Regions from separate parts of the Homo sapiens genome. Here region 1 is linked to region 2. Evidence: read pairs that join two places in POLR2A ChIA-PET (ENCODE). Cell type or tissue: MCF 10A. All regions are shown on one strand. Each heading gives the region's core, and the rest is flanking DNA. Links, peaks and the distances in the headings are about the cores only. Region 1 overlaps PSEN1 (presenilin 1). Region 2 overlaps HEATR4 (HEAT repeat containing 4).

What was found. ChIA-PET counts read pairs that join two places held together with the same protein. Peaks named below come from ENCODE experiments on the same cell type or tissue, not always from the same donor. Only the 100,000 strongest peaks of a DNase experiment are listed, where the experiment ranks them.
Region 1: POLR2A ChIA-PET joins it to region 2 with 6 read pairs; 2 of 35 experiments call an interaction of 5 or more read pairs at or near these places.

Annotation. Positions count from the first base shown.
Region 1 is chr14:73,184,691-73,192,690 of GRCh38, reverse strand. It overlaps PSEN1 (presenilin 1), which reads right to left. Exons shown (of 12, transcript NM_000021.4): 6 at 5,771-5,838; 7 at 1-47. Among named protein-coding and RNA genes, the nearest start is that of PAPLN, 49 kb to the left of the region's middle. RefSeq lists an enhancer at 6,931-7,549. In MCF 10A, for the core only: no CTCF peak of the experiment used is centred there; a DNase peak (open chromatin) is centred at 4,090.
Region 2 is chr14:73,477,143-73,486,469 of GRCh38, reverse strand. HEATR4 (HEAT repeat containing 4) reads left to right here. Exons shown (of 18, transcript NM_001220484.1): 18 at 7,628-7,986. The coding sequence ends at 7,864. Among named protein-coding and RNA genes, the nearest start is that of RIOX1, 9.1 kb to the left of the region's middle. In MCF 10A, for the core only: no CTCF peak of the experiment used is centred there; a DNase peak (open chromatin) is centred at 8,649.

The DNA of each region.
Region 1 (8,000 bases), core at 1-8,000, 290 kb after region 2:
CAACAGTAATGTAGTCCACAGCAACGTTATAGGTTTTAAACACTTCCCTGAAAAAAAATTACACAGATTTTAAAAGATGTACAATAATTTTCACCAAAACATTATTTAGAATAATGTGATGGCTCCCAAACATTAGATATTAATATCCCACCTTTATAATTTTACCATAACCTATATCAACTGTGCTATTATTTATTTAATACTTCCCTTTAAATTAATTTACTCTTTTTTTGTTTTTGTTTTTGTTTTTGAGCCAGGGTCTCATTTTGTTGCCCAGGCTGGAGTAAAGTGGTGCAATCACGGCTCACTGCAGTCTTTACCTCCGGAGATCAGGTGGTCTTCCCAGCTCAGCCTCCTAAGTAGCTGGGACAACAGGTGTGTGCCACTATGCCCAGCTAATTTTTCTAATTTTTTTTGTACAGATAGGGTTTCAACATGTTGCCCAGGTTGGTCTAAAACTCCTGGGTTCAAGCAATCCACCCGTCTCAGCCTCCCAAAGTGCTGGGATTACAAGCATGAGCCACGGTGCCTGGCCAATTAATTCACTTTTTTCCCTCAAGTTGAACAATTCACTTTTTTTTTCCCAAGCTGAACTTTTTCTTAATAGGAAGCTCTGTATCATTCATATAAATGGGAAACCAGTTGCACAGGCCATAACTATAAAAATGAGTACGAAGAGGAAAAAAGATCATATCATACCTAAAATGCCATACTATACTTTGGGAAATATTAGTTTAAAACATCTGAAATTAGAAAAAATTAAACATGTGCTAACAAATTTTATAGCTAGGACATAAATTTTCATACAATGAGATTTAGCAGTCATTAAAAATAGATATATGCAGGCTAGGCACAGTGGCTCACACTCTAATCCCAGCAATTTGGGAGGCTGAGGTGAGAGGATCACTTGAGGCCAGGAATTCCAGACGAGCCTGGGCAACACAGTGAGACTCTATCACTACAAAAAAATTTTAAAATTAGCTAAAGTTGATGGCACATGCCTGCAGTCCCAGCTACTCAGGAGGCTGGGGCAGGAAGATAGCTTGAGCCTGGGAGTTAGAGGCTGTGTGAGCTATGATCACACTACTGCACTCCAGCCTGGGCAACACAGCAAGACCCTAAAACTAAAAAAGAAAAGAAAAAAAAAATATATGTACGTATTTTGGAATTTCAAAGTGGGAGATAAATCATTTTTCCAGACAGTATCTGAAACCCAAAGTTTATGCTTAAATAAAGGTGTGCTTTCTTTCACCTTCAAAGCGGGAGAAGAATCATCATACACACACACACACTTATACATACACATATATACAAATACATTTTTTAATACACACATATAAACATGGAGTATAGGCATAACACACTGTTGCTTGAAAAAATATAGGATCCCATTTATGATCCCATTTATGCAAAGTAGTGTGAGAGAAGAGTAGATGAGAAATTGATATATTAATTCCTGAAAGGATGACAGGACTTATCTTTAGGTGGTGGGAATCTGGTCATTTTTCTTCTTTATAATCTTATATAATGTCTTTTTTAAAAAAACAATGAATGTTAAGTATTTTTATAATGAAGAAAATGCTATTTTAATTCTGGGGAGGCAAAATCCACCATCTAACAACAAAGAGATTGCAACTGTAGAAGATGCCTGAGGTAACTGAGGAGAAAGCAAGCACGCCTTTAGGCATAAACTTTCAGTTTCAGGTACCATCCAAAAAGATGATTCCTCTCCCACTTTGAAATTCCAAAATAGAGTAAACATTGAAATTTCTGGACGATGTAGATATTTATATTAAGCATTTCCAGTATCCTCAAACTAAAAAACAAAAACAAAAACAATCTATTTATTAATCTTTGGCCAGGTAACACATGAATAAGATATAAAATTCACAACAGATACTGTGAAAAGTAGGTTTTCTCCCCACTGTGCCCCATGGTTCCCCTCTTTAGAGGAAAGCACTACTTTTTCTTGAGATGGGGTCTTGCTATGTTGCCCAGGCTGGCTATGAACTCCTAGGCTCAAGCAGTCCTCCTGTCTCCACCTCCAAAAATGTTGAGATTACAGGTGTGAGCCACCGTGCCTGATTGGAAAGCACTACTATTAATTTCATGTACATCCTTCCAGAAAGTCTATACATGTCATATATATACTTTTCTACTTGACACAAATGATAGCATATTTTAATTTTTTTTTTTTTTTTTTTTAAATAGAGACAAGGTCTGACTGTCACCCTGGATAGAGGGCACAACCACAGTTCACTGCAGCCCCAAAGTCCTTGGCTCAAGTGATCCTCCTGACTCAGCCTCCCAAGCAGCTGGGGCTACAGGCATGCACCACCACGCCTGGCTAAGTTTTGTATTTTTTGTAGAGATGGAGTTTCAACCATGTTGCCCAGGATGGTCTAGAACCCCTGGGCTCAAAGGATCCTCCCACCTCGGCCTCCCAAATAGGTGAGATTACAAGTGTGAGCCACCACACCCAGCCTTAAAATTCTCAATAGATCTTGCATATTATCTTTTTTACCCCTCTAAGCTGTCAGTTTATTCACTTAAAATATCTATTTCTTCAGAAGCAGGAGCAGGGACTGCTGGACCTCAGTGTCCCCTGCCTTCCTCTGCACAGCCTGCACTAGCAGCTCTGAGTACAATGTACATAAGGAGGGGTAACCTGAGCTGGAGAGGGCCTGGAGCCACATCAGACCCCTCCACCCCGTTGTTGGCCTACAACTGGCTGTGGATCCAAAGGAAGTTAGAGGCCAGCTCAGTCTACACCTGCTACTGCTCAGTGCCCACCCGGTCAAGGGAGACCAACACATGGTAAAGGTCAAGGGCTTCTTGGAAGGCAGTCAGCAGCCTGTGCAAGATGTTCTCCACACTGCTCAGCTTAAGGGGAGCTGGGGGCAGGACCTCAGCTGGCATCTCTGCTTCACCAGTGTCCAGGGCTTGCACAATTCTTGTTTACTCGTAGATATTTAATCTTTTTTGCTGCTATCATAAATGGGACTTATCCTTTTATTATGTTTTCTAACTAGTTGTTTATGTGAAGGTTATTGATTTGTGTTTTCACTTTATTTTTTTGAAATGGAGTTTCACTCTTGTTGCCCAGGTGGGAGTGCAATGGTGCGATCTCGGCTCACAGCAACCTCCATCTCCCAGGTTCACGCCACTCTCCTGCCTCAGCCTCCAGAGTAGCTGGAATTACAGGCACCCACCACCACGCCCGGCTAATTTTTTGTATTTTTAGTAGAGGTGGGTTTTCACCACGTTGGCCAGGCTGGTCTCAAACTCCTAACCTCAGGTGAACCACCCGCCTCGGCCTCCCAAAGTGCTGGGATTACAGGCATGAGCCACGGCACCCAGACAGGGGACTTTTGTTTAATTTTGTAATCAATTAATTGCCTTACCAAACTTACTTAGTAATTTGAATTGGTTTTCAGTTAGTTCTAAAACAAAGTAAACAATCATTTTATCTCCAAATATTGGTAATTTAACCTTCTTTTCCAAATTATATAGTTCGTATTTCTTTCTCCTGTTTAATTGTGTTTGCTAGTCCCTCCAGAGCAATGCTAGATAATTGGTGATAAAGAAAACCTTCATCTCAGCCAGGCACAGTGGCTCACGCCTGTAATCCCAGCATTTTGGGAGGCGGAGGCAGGTGGATCACCTGAGGTCAAGAGTTTGAGAACAGCCTGGCCAACATGGTGAAACCCCTGCTCTACTAAAAATGCAAAAATTAGCCGGGCATAGTGGCAGGTGCCTGTAATCCCAGCTACTTGGGAGGCCTTGATGCAGGAGAATCGCTTGAACCCAGGAGGCAGAAGTTCCTGTGAGCCGAGATCACACCATTGCACTCCAGCCTGGATGACAGAGTGAGACTCTATCTCAGAAAAAACAAAACAAAAAACAAACAAACAAAAGAAAGAAAAGAAAACCTCCATCTCATTCCTGACCTTAATAGGCAAGCTTCTAGCTTCCCTATGAGGATGACATTGGCCTTTAGAATGAGATGCATACATTTTATAATGTTAGAGATTTAGTTATTTATTTATTTTTAGAGACTGAGTCACCCAGCCTGGGGTGCAGTGGTGCAATCATAGCTCACTGCAGCCTTGAATTCCTGGGCTGAAGCCATCCTCCCGCCTTAGTCTCCCATGCAGCTAGAACTACATGCACACACCACAACTGGCTAATTTATTTTTTGTAGAGGCAAAGTCTTGTTATGTTGCGCAGGTTGGTATCCAACTTTCAACCTCAAGCTATCCTCCTACCTTAGCCTCCCAGAGTATTGAGATTATAAACATGAGCCACCACACCCGACCCCGTCTATTTATTAAGGAATCTGATCAAGAACAGGAATCTTATCAAATGCCTTTTAGCACATACAGAGATGATGATCTAGTAATATGGCAACTTATAATGAACGATTCTGCAAACAAACTCCACTTGGTCAAATGTATTATTATGGCAGGGTGCGGTGGCTCAGGCCTGTTAATTCCAGCACTTTGGGAGGCCAAGGCGGGCGGATCACGAGGTCAGGAGATCGAGACCATCCTGGCCAACATGGTGAAACTCTGTCTCTACTAAAAATGCAAAAATTAGCTGGGCATGGTGGTGCGCACCTGTAGTCCCGGTTACTCAGGGGGCTGAGGCAGGAGAATCGCTTGAATCCAGGAGGTGGGGGTTGCAGTGAGCCGAGATCATGCCACTGCACTCCAGCCTGGGCAACAGCGTGAGACTCAAAAAAAAAAAGTATTATTCTTTTCATCTATTGCTGAATTCTCTTAATATTCTGTTATGCTTTTGAAATCAATAAATATAACCGACCAATAGTTTTCTTTTACTTGATAACTTGCAGGGCTTTAGTTATTAATGTTATGCTGGCTTCATAAAATTAATCTGGAAGCTTTTTTTCTTTTTATATGTTCGGAACACTTAGTATTAGAGTTACCATTCCTTAAAGGTTTAACAGAATTTCCCCATTAATCCACTGGGGCCTGGTACTATTGTTATTTGTGCAGGTGGGGTGGAAACTTCTTCAGTAACTTTCTGTACCTCTTCTTTACTCTGTTTAGATATTCTCTCTTTAGGGGTCAGTTTTGATAATTTTTTTTCTAGAATATCATCCATTTCACATAGATTCTCATATTTGCTTCTTCTGTCTGTGGTTATTTCCCTTAATCCTCTACCAAAGAAATAACTCTCCAATTTATTTATTAGTTTGACTGCCTCTTCGAATTTAAGAGCTAGTGCAATTGTTTACAAACTGTATTCTGCCACTTGAGCTGAGAAAAAGGCCAGGCTGGCACATCTCTGAGCTTCACTATTCTCTTTGACAGACTAGATCCACTTTTTTCTATATTATATATGAAAATTTCATATAAGATTTCATTTGAAAGAAAAAAGAGTCACTGATAAAAAACAATATAGAAGTATGAAAATCAATTATTTTGGTTTTTATACATTCTTAAAACCCTTTCTTAAAACATTCTGATGCACAGACTTCTACTAGAAGACTATATAATCTTCAAAAAGGCTTAGAATTAACTGTAGTCTTAAGTTCTTTCAGTTCTACTTATTATAAGCAAGGAGCAACAGAAGAATGTCTCAATTAGTAATACTGACTAGTCTTTTATATACCAAGTATGACCTATATGTGGAAACAATTAAAACTTCAGAGTAATTCATCAACAAAGTACATGGCTTTAAATGATAGCTACACAGCACAAAGGTAGTTAATTCTGAAAGACAGACCAAAAATTTCACAACTTACCCCAAGTAAATGAATGAAAAAAAGAACAGCAACAATAGAGATGATATAATAAGCCAGGCATGGATGACCTAGAAAAGAAAGCATTTCAATATAATTAACAGGTCCCACAACCCTTAAAAAGTACAGATTTTTTTTTTCTTTTTTGAGACAGGGTCTCACTTTGTCGCCCAGACTGGAGTGCAGTGGCACGATCTCAGCTCACCACAACCTCTGCCTCCTGGGTTCAAGCAATTCTCGTGCTTAAGCCTCCTGAGTAGGTGGAACCACGCGTGCGCGCCACCACGCTAGGCTAATTTTTGTATTTTTAGTAGAGACAGGGTTTCGCCATGTTGCCCAGGCTGGTCTCAAATTCCTGACCTCAAGTGATCCGCCCGCCTCAGACTCCCAAAGTGCTGAGATTACAGATGTGCACCACTATGCCCGGCCCACATCTCTCTTTAAAACAACTTTATAAAATAGTACAATTTGGCAAAGGCCAACAGAATGGCTTTACCTAGATATTGGTACTCCTTGGACATTTGAATATTCTTTTTTTTTTTCTGAGACGGAGTTTCGCTCTTGTTGCCCAGAATGGAGTGCAATGGCGCAATCTCGGCTCACCGCAACCTCCGCCTCCAGGGTTCAAGCAATTCTCCTGCCTCAGCCCCCCAAGTAGCTGGGATTACAGACATGTGCCACCACACCTGGCTAATTCTGTATTTTTAGTAGAGACACAGTTTCTCCATGTTGGTCAGGCTGGTCTCGAACTCCCGACCTGAGGTGATCCACCTGCCTTGGCCTCCCAAAGTGCTAGGATTACAGGTTGCCACCGCACCTAGCCAACATTTGAATATTCTAAATTATATCCAGATACAACAAAGTTGTTTCTGGTGTTCTTCCACAAAAATTTTCCAACATTTTGTTACAAAAATGTTCGAACACACAGCAAAATTTAATTAATTTTACAGTGAACACCCATATATCACCTAGAGTCTACCATTCATATTTTGCAGTACTTGGTTTATAAAATTTCTGTCTAGCTCCTCATCCATTAGTCTTTGTTATTATTAATACATATCAAAGTAAACTGAGAGATCGGGCGCAGTGACTCATGCCTGTAATCCCAGCACTTTGGGAGGCCACGGCAGGCGGATCATGAGGCCAGGAGTTCAAGACCAGCCTGGCCAATATGGTGAACCCCATCTCTACTAAAAATACAAAAATTGCTTCCAACCCTTGACTTGGGACTTCTGGCCTCTGGAACTATGAGAAAAGAAATACATCTTAAAAATTGTTTTAAGCGCTCTCCCTCTCCCTCTCCCTCTCTCTCCCCACGGTCTCCCTCTCCCTCTCTTTCCACGGTCTCCCTCTCATGCTGAGCCGAAGCTGGACTGTACTGCTGCCATCTCGGCTCACTGCAACCTCCCTGCCTGATTCTCCTGACTCAGCCTGCCGAGTGCCTGCGATTGCAGACTCACGCCGCCACGCCTGACTGGTTTTGGTGGAGACGGGGTTTCGCTGTGTTGGCCAGGCCGGTCTCCAGCCCCTAACCGCAAGTGATCCACCAGCCTCGGCCTCCCGAGGTGCCGGGATTGCAGACGGAGTCTCGTTCACTCAGTGCTCAATGGTGCCCAGGCTGGAGTGCAGTGGCGTGATCTCGGCTCGCTACAACCTCCACCTCCCAGCCGCCTGCCTTGGCCTCCCAAAGTGCCGAGATTGTAGCCTCTGCCCGGCCGCCACCCCGTCTGGGAAGTGAGGAGCGTCTCTGCCTGGCCGCCCATCATCTGGGATGTGAGGAGCCCCTCTGCCTGGCTGCCCAGTCTGGAAAGTGAGGAGCGTCTCCGCCCGGCCGCCATCCCACCTAGGAAGTGAGGAGCACCTCTGCCCGGCTGCCATCACATCTAGGAAGTGAGGAGCGTCTCTGCCCGGCCGCCCATCGTCTGAGATGTGGGGAGCGCCTCTGCCCCGCCGCCCCGTCTGGGATGTGAGGAGCACCTCTGCCCGGCCGCGACCCCGTCTGGGAGGTGAGGAGCATCTCTGCCCGGCCGCCCCGTCTGAGAAGTGAGGAGCCCCTCCGCCCGGCAGCCGCCCCGTCTGGGAAGTGAGGAGCCCCTCCGCCCGGCAGCCGCCCCGTCTGGGAAGTGAGGAGCGTCTCCGCCCGGCAGCCACCCCGTCCGGGAGGGAGGTGGGGGGGGTCAGCCCCCCGCCAGGCCAGCCGCCCCATCCGGGAGGGAGGTGGGGGGGTCAGCCC
Region 2 (9,327 bases), core at 1,328-9,327:
TGCCTCAGTCTCCCAAAGTGCTGGAATTACGGGCGTGAGCCACCACACCCAGCCTCATAAGTTCTTTTCTTTAAGAAGGAAGGATAGCATGAGTTGTTGAAAGGGAGATGGTGAGAAAGAGAAATAAAAGGAAAGTAAAAGAAAGCAAATGTCCGAGGCAGTGGTTCTGAACCTGGGGCTATTTTGCACCCCCAGGGGTCATTTAGCAATATCTAGAGATATTTTTGGTTGTCCAACAGTGGGGGTGCTACTAGCATTGAGGGATGCTGTAAAACATTCTACAATGTACAATGAAACCCCATAACCAAGGAGTATCTGGGCCCAAATGTCAATAGTACCAGGATTGAGAAACCCTGGTAAAAACTTTTAGATGACAATTCATCAATACAAAATTTTGATATCTTTGACCCAGTAGTAATTCTACATCTAGAAATCTATCCTTAAAAAATATTCACTGGCCAGGTGCAGTGGCTAACACCGATAATCCCAACACTTTGGTAGGCTGAGGCAGGTGGATTGCTTGAACTCAAGAGTTCCAGACCAGCCTGAGCAACATGGTGAGACGCTGTTGCTATGAAAAATCAGCATTTTTTTTTTTTTTGAGACAGAGTCTTGCTTTGTCACCTAGCCTGAAATGCAGTGGCGTGATCTTGGCTCACTGCAACCTCCACCTGCCAGGTTCAAGCGATTCTTGTGCCTCACCTGAGTAGCTTGGATTACAGGCATGTGCCACGATGCCCAACTAATTTTTGTATTTTTAGTTGAGATGGAGTTTTGCCATGTTGGCCAGGCTGGTCTTGAACTCCTTGCCCTAAGTGATCCAACTGCCTTGGCCTCCCAAAGTGCTGGGATTACAGGAATGAGCTGCCATGCCAAGCCGAAAAATTTTAAATACAAAAATTAGCCAGGCATGGTGATGTACACCTGTGGTCCCAGCTACTAGGGAGGCTAAGGTGGGAGGATGGCTTGAGCCTGGGATGCAGAGGTTGCAGTGAGCTGAGATGGCGCCACTGCACTCCAGCCTGGGCAATAGAGCCAAACCCTGTCTCGAAAAAAAAAAAAAAAATTCACCCATGTGTACAAAGATATTTACACATAGATGGTTGTTGCTTTTAATTTCAAAACTGGAAATTACTCAAATATCTACCAATCAATAGTTATTTAAAGGAATGACAAGGAAATGTCTATAACGTGTTAAAAAATCAAATTATAGAACAATATGTTGTCCCATTTTTTGCTTAAAAAATGCAGCCAATATACATTATATATAATTTTCTTTTCTTTTCTTTATTCTTTTTTCTTTTTTGAGACAGAGTTTCCCTCTGTCACCCAGGCTGGAGTGCAGTGGTGCAATCTCGGCTCACTGCATCCTCCACCTCCCAGGTTCAAGCGATTCTCCTGCTTCAGCCTCCCAAGTAGTTGGGATTACAGGCGCTTGCCACCATGCCCAGCCAATTTTTCTATTTTTAGTAGTGACAAGGTTTCACCATATTGGCTAAGCTGGTCTCAAACTGCTGACCTCAGGTGATCCACCTGCCTCAGCCTTCCAAAGTGCTGGGATTACAGGCATGAGCCTACATTATGTAAAATTTATTTAAAACCATATATGTGTGTGTGTGTGTGTGTGTGTGTGTGTCTGTGTGTGTGTGTGTGTGTGTCTGCCTGCATAGTTGAATATCTGGAAAGATATAAACCAAACTGAAGACAGAAAGAAGTTCCCTCTGGGCAATGGGATTATTTGTTATAGAAGAATTTTCATGTTTAACTTTAGGATGTTAATATAAAGTTTAGGCTGGGTGTGGTGGCTCATGCCTGTAATCCCAGCACTTTGGGAGGCTGAGGCGGGAGGATCACTTGGGGCCAGGAGTTCGAGACCAGCCTGGCCAACATAGTGAAACCCCGTCTCTACTAAAAAATACAAAAATTAGCCGGGTGTGGTGGCATGTGCCTATAATCCCAGCTACTCAGGTGGCTGAGGCACCAGAATTGCTTGAATGCGGGAGACAGAGGTTGCAGTGAGCCAGGATCGCGCCACTGCACTCCAGCCTGGGCAACAGGGCAAGACTCCCTCTCAATGACAAACAAACAAACAAACAAAAAACCACAGTTTGAATAGGCCATCTGGCCCCAAAAGCCTGAAATATCTACTATCTGGCCTTTTACAGAACAAATTGGCTGAGTCTTGCTATACGTCGTAACAGATGCTATCTAGGATGTTGAATTTCCAACTCTTTTGCTTGCTCATATAACCTATAAAATAATTTTGAAAAATGATGTCACCTCTTTACCTTCTTAAATTGACATCTAAAATGAGGCCAGGCATGATGGCTCACGCCTGCAATCCCAGCACTTTGGGAGGCAGAGGCAAGTGGATCACCTGAGGTCGGGAGTTTGAGACCAGCCTGGCCAACATGGTAAAACCCCGTCTCTACTGAAAATAAAGAAAAATTAGCCAGGTATGGTGGTGCATGCCTGTAATCCCAGCTACTCGGGAGGCTGAGACAGGATAATCGCTTGAACCTGAGAGGCGGAGGTTGCAGTGAGCCTGAGATTGAGCCACTGTACTACAGCCTGGGTGACAGAGATGAGACTCCGTCTCAAAAAAAAAAAATTGACATCTAAAATGTTTTCATTTTAAATAGAAGCAGAGTTTAATTTCAAACATGTAAGTATTCCAGCTTTACATATTGATATTTTAAGTTCAAAACTGAATTTAAATGCATCCATTTGAATCTAAATGCCATAACAGTTTGATAACTACCATCATCCATTTTAAAAATAAAATATGTAAGCTCTTCTTTAAAATTAAAATTACATCTTAAAAAAAAACGCTCACATTTCCTTTATGAAGTAACTTCCACACAGAATTTTATCCTAATATACAATTGTGCTTGAAAGTATTTATTTTTCATCATCACATCTGCAACAAAAATCTGTATTTAAATTGAGGGTTGGGGCATGATGGTACACGTAGTTTTAGCTACATGTGAGGCCAGAGACAGGAGGATCACTTGAGCCCAGGAGTTCAAGTTTATAGTGAGCTATGATCGTGCCTGTGAATAGGTACTAGCTCCTGCACTCTGGCAGCTGGGGCAACATAGTAAGACCAGGTCTCTAAAAAACAAACAAACAAATAAAAAACACCTGATGTAAAAAATGAAGGTTTTAAAATTTATTCTCCATGACTAGAAGACTGTCTATATTTCTTTCAGGTAATCATTACAATTATTATTAGTATACTTCATGTTCCAATTTTCCATACATAAATCAGAAATATTAACCCACACTCCCCTGGGAAACAATTTTATTAACTAGAGTACAGTGCTATGTGCAATTCCTGTTGTATTTAGTCTTATAGATTCCACACATTTCCGAAGTTTTTCCTACTCCCTTCACTGAAGTTGCTCTATACATTTGGTTCTCTTGCTACATGCAGTCCGTATTCCTTCCTAGATCCCCTTACTTCCTAAATGTTTTTGTTTTAATTTGCATACATTAACGTTTACTCTGGCTGGGTGGGGTGCCTCATGCCTGCAATCCCAGCACTTTGGGAGGCTGAGATGGGTGGATCACCTGAGGGCCAGGAGTTCCAGACCAGCCTGGCCAACATGGTGAAACCCCCATCTCTACTAAAAATACAAAAACTAACTGGGCATGGTGGTGTGTGCCTGTAATCTCAGCTACTTGGGTGGCTGAGGCATTTAAAAGAAGCTTGAATTTGGAAGGCGGAGGTTATGGTGAGCCGAGATTGCACCATTGCACTCCAGCCTGGGTGACAAGAGTGAAACTCTGTCTCAAAAAATAAGGTTCACTCTTCTTGCTGTAAAGTTCTACAGGTTTTAACAAATGAATAATGTCATGTAACCATCATATATTATACAGAATATTCAGAATAGTTTCACCACCTTAAAAAGTCTCCTGTGCTTCCCTTTTTTTGTTTGAGATGGAGTCTCGAAGTCTGGCTGTGTCGCCCAGACTGGAGTGCAGTGGCGCAGTCTCGGCCCATTGCAGCCTCCGCCTTCTGGGTTCAAGTAATTCTCCTGCCTCAGCCTCCTGAGTAGCTAGGATTACAATCGCCTGCCACCATGCCTGGTTAATTTTTGAATTTTTAGTAGAGACAGAGTTTCACCACATTGGCCAGGCTGGTCTTGAACTTCTGACCTCAGGTGATCTGCCCGCCTCAGGCTTCCAAAGTGCTGGGGTTACAGGTGTGAGCCACTGTGCCCGGCCTAATTTTTGTATTTTTAGTAGAGACTGGGTTTCACCATGTTGGCCAGGCTGGTCTCAAACTCTTGGCCTCAAGTCATCTGCCTGCGTGGGCCTCCTAAAGTGCTGGGATTACAGGCGTGAGCCAGTGTGCCCGGCCTGTGCTTCACTTATTCAACCCTCCTTTCCTCCCCACAAATACCTGTCAACCACTGATTTTTCTTTTTTCCTCTCCTTTTTTTGTTTTGTTTTTGTTTTTTATTTTGAGACAGGGTCTCCTCCTGTTGCCTAAGCTGGAGTTGCAGTGGTATGATCATGGCTCACTGCAGCCTCAACTGCCCCTGCTCAAGTGATCCTCCCACCTCAGCCTCCCGAGTAGCTGGACAACTACTGATGTTTTTATTTTTTTATTTTTTTTTGAGATGGAGTCTCGCTCTGTCACCCAGGCTGGAGTGCAGTGGCACGATCTTGGCTCACTGCAAGCTCCGCCTCCCAGGTTCACGCCATTCTCCTGCCTCAGCCTCCCGAGTAGCTGGGACTACAGGTGCCCGCCACCATGCCCGGCTAATTTTTTTTTTGTATTTTTAGTAGAGACGGGGTTTCACCTTGTTAGCCAGGATGGTCTCGATCTCCTGACCTCGTGATCCGCCCGCGTCGGCCTCCCAAAGTGCTTGGGATTACAGGCATGAGCCACCATGCCCGGCCTTTTTTTACTATCTCTATAGCTTTGTCTTTTACACAATGTCATATAATTGGAATTATACAGTATGTTGCCTTTTCCGGCTGCCTTCTTTCACCTAGCAATACATATCTTTTTTTTTCTTTGAGACACAGTCTCACTTTGTTGCCCAGGTTGAAGTGCAGTGGCACCATCTCACCTCACTGCAATATCTCACTCCCGGGTTCAAGTGATTCTCGTGCCTCAGCCTCCCAAGTAGCTGGGATTACAGGCGTGCACCGCCACCCCCCGCTAATTTTTGTATTTTTAGTAAAGATGGGGTTTCACCATGTTGGCCAAGCTGGTCTCAAACTCCTGACCTCAAGTGATCTGCCTGCCTCGGCCTCCCAAATTGCTGGGATTACAGGCGTCAGCCAACCTCCTGGCAGCAATACACATTTGAAGAGGTTCATGTCTCTACTAAAATAATTAACTCTACTAGTTCTGTCTCTACTAAAATAATTAAAATAATGCATGTCTTTTTCTGGCTTCACAGCTCATTTCTTTCTTTCTTTCTTTCTTTTTTTTTTGAGATGGAGTCTTGCTCTGCTGCCCAGGCTGGAGTGCAGTGGTGTGTTCTCGGCTCACTGCAACCTCTGACCCCCGGGTTCAATCGATTCTTCTGCCTCAGCCTCCTAAGTAGTGGAAATACAGGCACATGCCACCACGCCCAGGTAATTTTTGTATTTTTACAAGAGACAGGGTTTCACCATGTTAGTCAGGCTGGTCTCGAACTCCTGACCTTGTGATCCGCCTGCCTTGGCCTCCCAAAGTGCTGAGATTACAAGTATGAGCCACCGCGCCAGGCATCGTTTCTTTTTACCTCTGAATACTCTTCCATTGTGTAGGTGCACCAGTTTGTTCATTCACTTCTTGAAAGACATCTTGGTTGCTTCTAGTTTTGGGTGATTATAATAAAGCTTCTACAAACATTCATGTACAGGTCAGACTTACTTTGTATCATGACTTCATTTTTTATTTCACATACAATATTCAAAAAACATAATAAAATATTAAAAATAAATATAACAAATATAAGAATAAATCTTGAAAATTAAAATTAAAATAATATGGTCCATTATAATTGATTAATCTTTTTTTATTTTGAGACAAAGTCTCTCTCTGTCGCCCAGGCTAGAGTACAGTGGCGCAATCTTGGCTCACTGCAACCTCTGCCTCCTGGTTCAAGCGATTCTTCTGCCTCAGCCTCCCGAGTAGCTGAGATTACAGGCATCTGCGCCATGCCTGGCTAATTTTTGTATTTTTAGTAGAGATGGGGTTTCACCATGTTGGCCAGGCTGGTCTTGAACTCCCGACCTCAAGTGAGCTGCCTGCCTTGGCCTCCCAAAGTGCTGGGATCACAGGTGTGAGCCACCGTGCCCAGCCAATTATTCATTTTTTAAGAAATGAAAAACAAGATAAATAATACATTGGTTTTATTACTTAACTAGTAATAACGCCATATAATGTATAGCTGAAATTATAACTTATTAGTGAAGTAAAGAATATTATAAGAGATATTGTGTTCCTTCTACAAATGTGTGAGTGAACATATATCGAACTCTGGTGTTAGGCTTTTATTTTTATTTTTTAATGGGCAGCTTTTCAAGCCAGAGTAGGCTGAGAGAGACTACCCTGGTGTTAGGCTTTTGAGATTAATTAAAGAATAATCTCTGGGCATGGTGGCTCACGCCTGTAATCTCAGCACTTTGGGAGGCTGAGGCAGGCAGATCATGAGGTCAGGAGTTCAAGACCAGCCTGGCCAACATGGTGAAACCCTGTCTCTACTAAAAATACAAAAAAATTAGCTGGGCGTGGCCGGGAGCGGAGGCTCATGCCTGTAATCCCAGCACTTTGGGAGGCCGAGGCCGGCGGATCACCTGAGTTCGAGACCAGCCTGGCCAACATGGAGAAACGCTGTCTCTACTAAAAATACAAAATTAGTAGGGTGTGGTGGCGCATGCCTGTAATCCCAGCTACTTGGGAGGCTGAGGCAGGAGAATCCCTTGAACTCTGGGGGCAGAGGTTGCGGTGAGCCGAGATCGCACCATTGCACCCCAGCCTGGGCAACAAGAGCGAAACTCCGTCTCAAAAAAAAAAAAAAAAGAAAGAAAGAAAGAAAGAAAAAAAAACGCCGGGCGCAGTGGCTGACACCGTAATCCCAGCACTTTGGGAGGCCGAGGCGGGCTGGTCACAAGGTCAGGAGATTGAGACCCTCCTGGCTAACACGGTGAAACCTCGTCTCTACTAAAAATACAAAAAATTAGCTGGGCGTGGTGGTGGGCGCCTGTAGTCCCAGCTACTCGGGAGGCTGAGGCAGGAGAATGGCGTGAACCCGGGAGGCGGAGCTGGCAGTGAGCCGAGATGGCGCCACTGCACTCCAGCCTGGGAGAGAGTGTGAGACTCCGTCTCAAAAAAAACAAACAAACAAACAAAAAAATTAGCTGGGCGTGGTGGCGGGCGCCTGTAATCCCAGCTGCTTCAGAGGCTGAGGCAAGAGAATCACTTGAACCCGGGAGTCGGAGATTGCAGTAAGCCGAGATTGCGCCACTGAACTCCAGCCTGGGCGACAGAGTGGGACTCCGTCTCAAAAAGAAAAAAAAAAAGGAGACACCCTATAGCCAAAGAGGCCTTCACTTGGGCTCTGCCGCTCACATGAGACACGTTTGGCATATGCACTCATGTTTTCATGTTTCTCTGCAGCCTGTGAAGCCCCGCGCACCAAATCCCTGGTTACAAAGTTCAGTCCCAGGCCTAACCACACGAAGCAAAGTTCGTTCATCACTTGTCAAAGATCTACGCACCTCCCCCGAGAAAAGGATTGCTGTGGGACCATTTAGATCCGACTACCCAGCTCTTTATCTGGGTAAATTCTCAGAGAGAACATTTTTTTCTCCCATCATGTCTTCTCCCTCTGGAAAGAAAGGTGCTCATCTCTAAGCTGAACACTTGTCTTACTTCAAGATGCAGGAAGCAGTGGACCTGGTCACATTGGGTCTTTTTAATTGATACTGTACAATCTTGTTGTCACTATGTTTATAAAGAGAAATTATTTAACAGTAGACCTCATGTCTTAATGCGCACTATTTACATGGAAGGTTAAAGAAAATTGACATCACATTAGATGACAGAGCATATTTTTCCACGCCCCAGAAAGGTCATGTACTAAATATGGGTCAGAGTTCCAAATCTTTCTAAAGCAGTAATATTGAAGGATCCAGCATCTTTTCCAAACGGTACAAATTGCCCTCTGAAACTCAAATTAGGGCTGGGCACTGTGGCTTATGCCTATAATCCCAGCACTTTGAGAGGCCAAGGTGGGTGAATCACATGAGGCCAGGAGTTTGAAACCATCCTGGCTAACATGGTGAAACCTCGTCTCTACTAAAAATACAAAAAAATTAGCTGAGTGTGGTGGCACACACCTGTAATCCCAGCTACTAGGTGGGCTGAGGCAGGAGAATAGCTTGAACCCAGGGGGCAGAGTTTGCAGTGAGCCGAGATTGCGCCACAGCATTCCAGCCTGGATGACAGAATGAGACTGTCTCAAAAAATAATAAAATAAAATAAAACCCAAACTAGAATCCCATTTGTCTAGGAAAGAAACAGCTTAGGTGACTTTTTAAATCTACAAGTCTTGTCTTGTTCTAGATTAGGTTCTTTAACCACAGCCCACAGAGCAATGTGGAAGCCATGTCACGGGACTATTACAAAAAATCCAGGCCAGCGTAATCATTTCCCCCTTTGTACTATGTGGGTGGATGTGAATGCATCTCTACCCTTGGGAAACAACTCTGCAGTTTCACACGGCAGATTAGCAATTCTCATGAGCCTCAATGTACTTAATATTTGAAATACTCAAGCATCATAGAATAGCTGTAAACTGAATCTATATCATAAGATGAGATTCTGTAAGAGCACATGATACCCAAAAATTGCCATGGATGAGTAAAGACCCAGATTTCCAAGTAGTGTGAATCCAGCTTCCTTTCCTAAATACTGATTGCTATTTATACCCTAAAATGTTTGAGACATTCATTAATGAAAATAAAGACAACATGAACCTCTCCCCTTTTTTCTTCCCCTAATCACATCCTTTCTTCCCGTGGCTCTGTTATTGTCAAAAATATAAAAAGCAAGGCCGGGCATGGAGGCTCATGCCTGTAATCCCAGCACTTTGGGAGGCCGAGGCAGGCAGATCACCTGAGGTCAGGATTTCGAGACCAGCCTGGCCAACATAGTGAAACCCCGTCTCTACTAAAAATACAAAAATTAGCGGGGCATGGTGGCAGGCACCTGTAATCCCAGCTACTCCGGAGACTGAGGCAGGAGAATCATTTGAACCTGGGAGGCGGATGTTGCATTGAGCCGAGATCTCGCCACTGCACTCCAGCCTGAGCGAC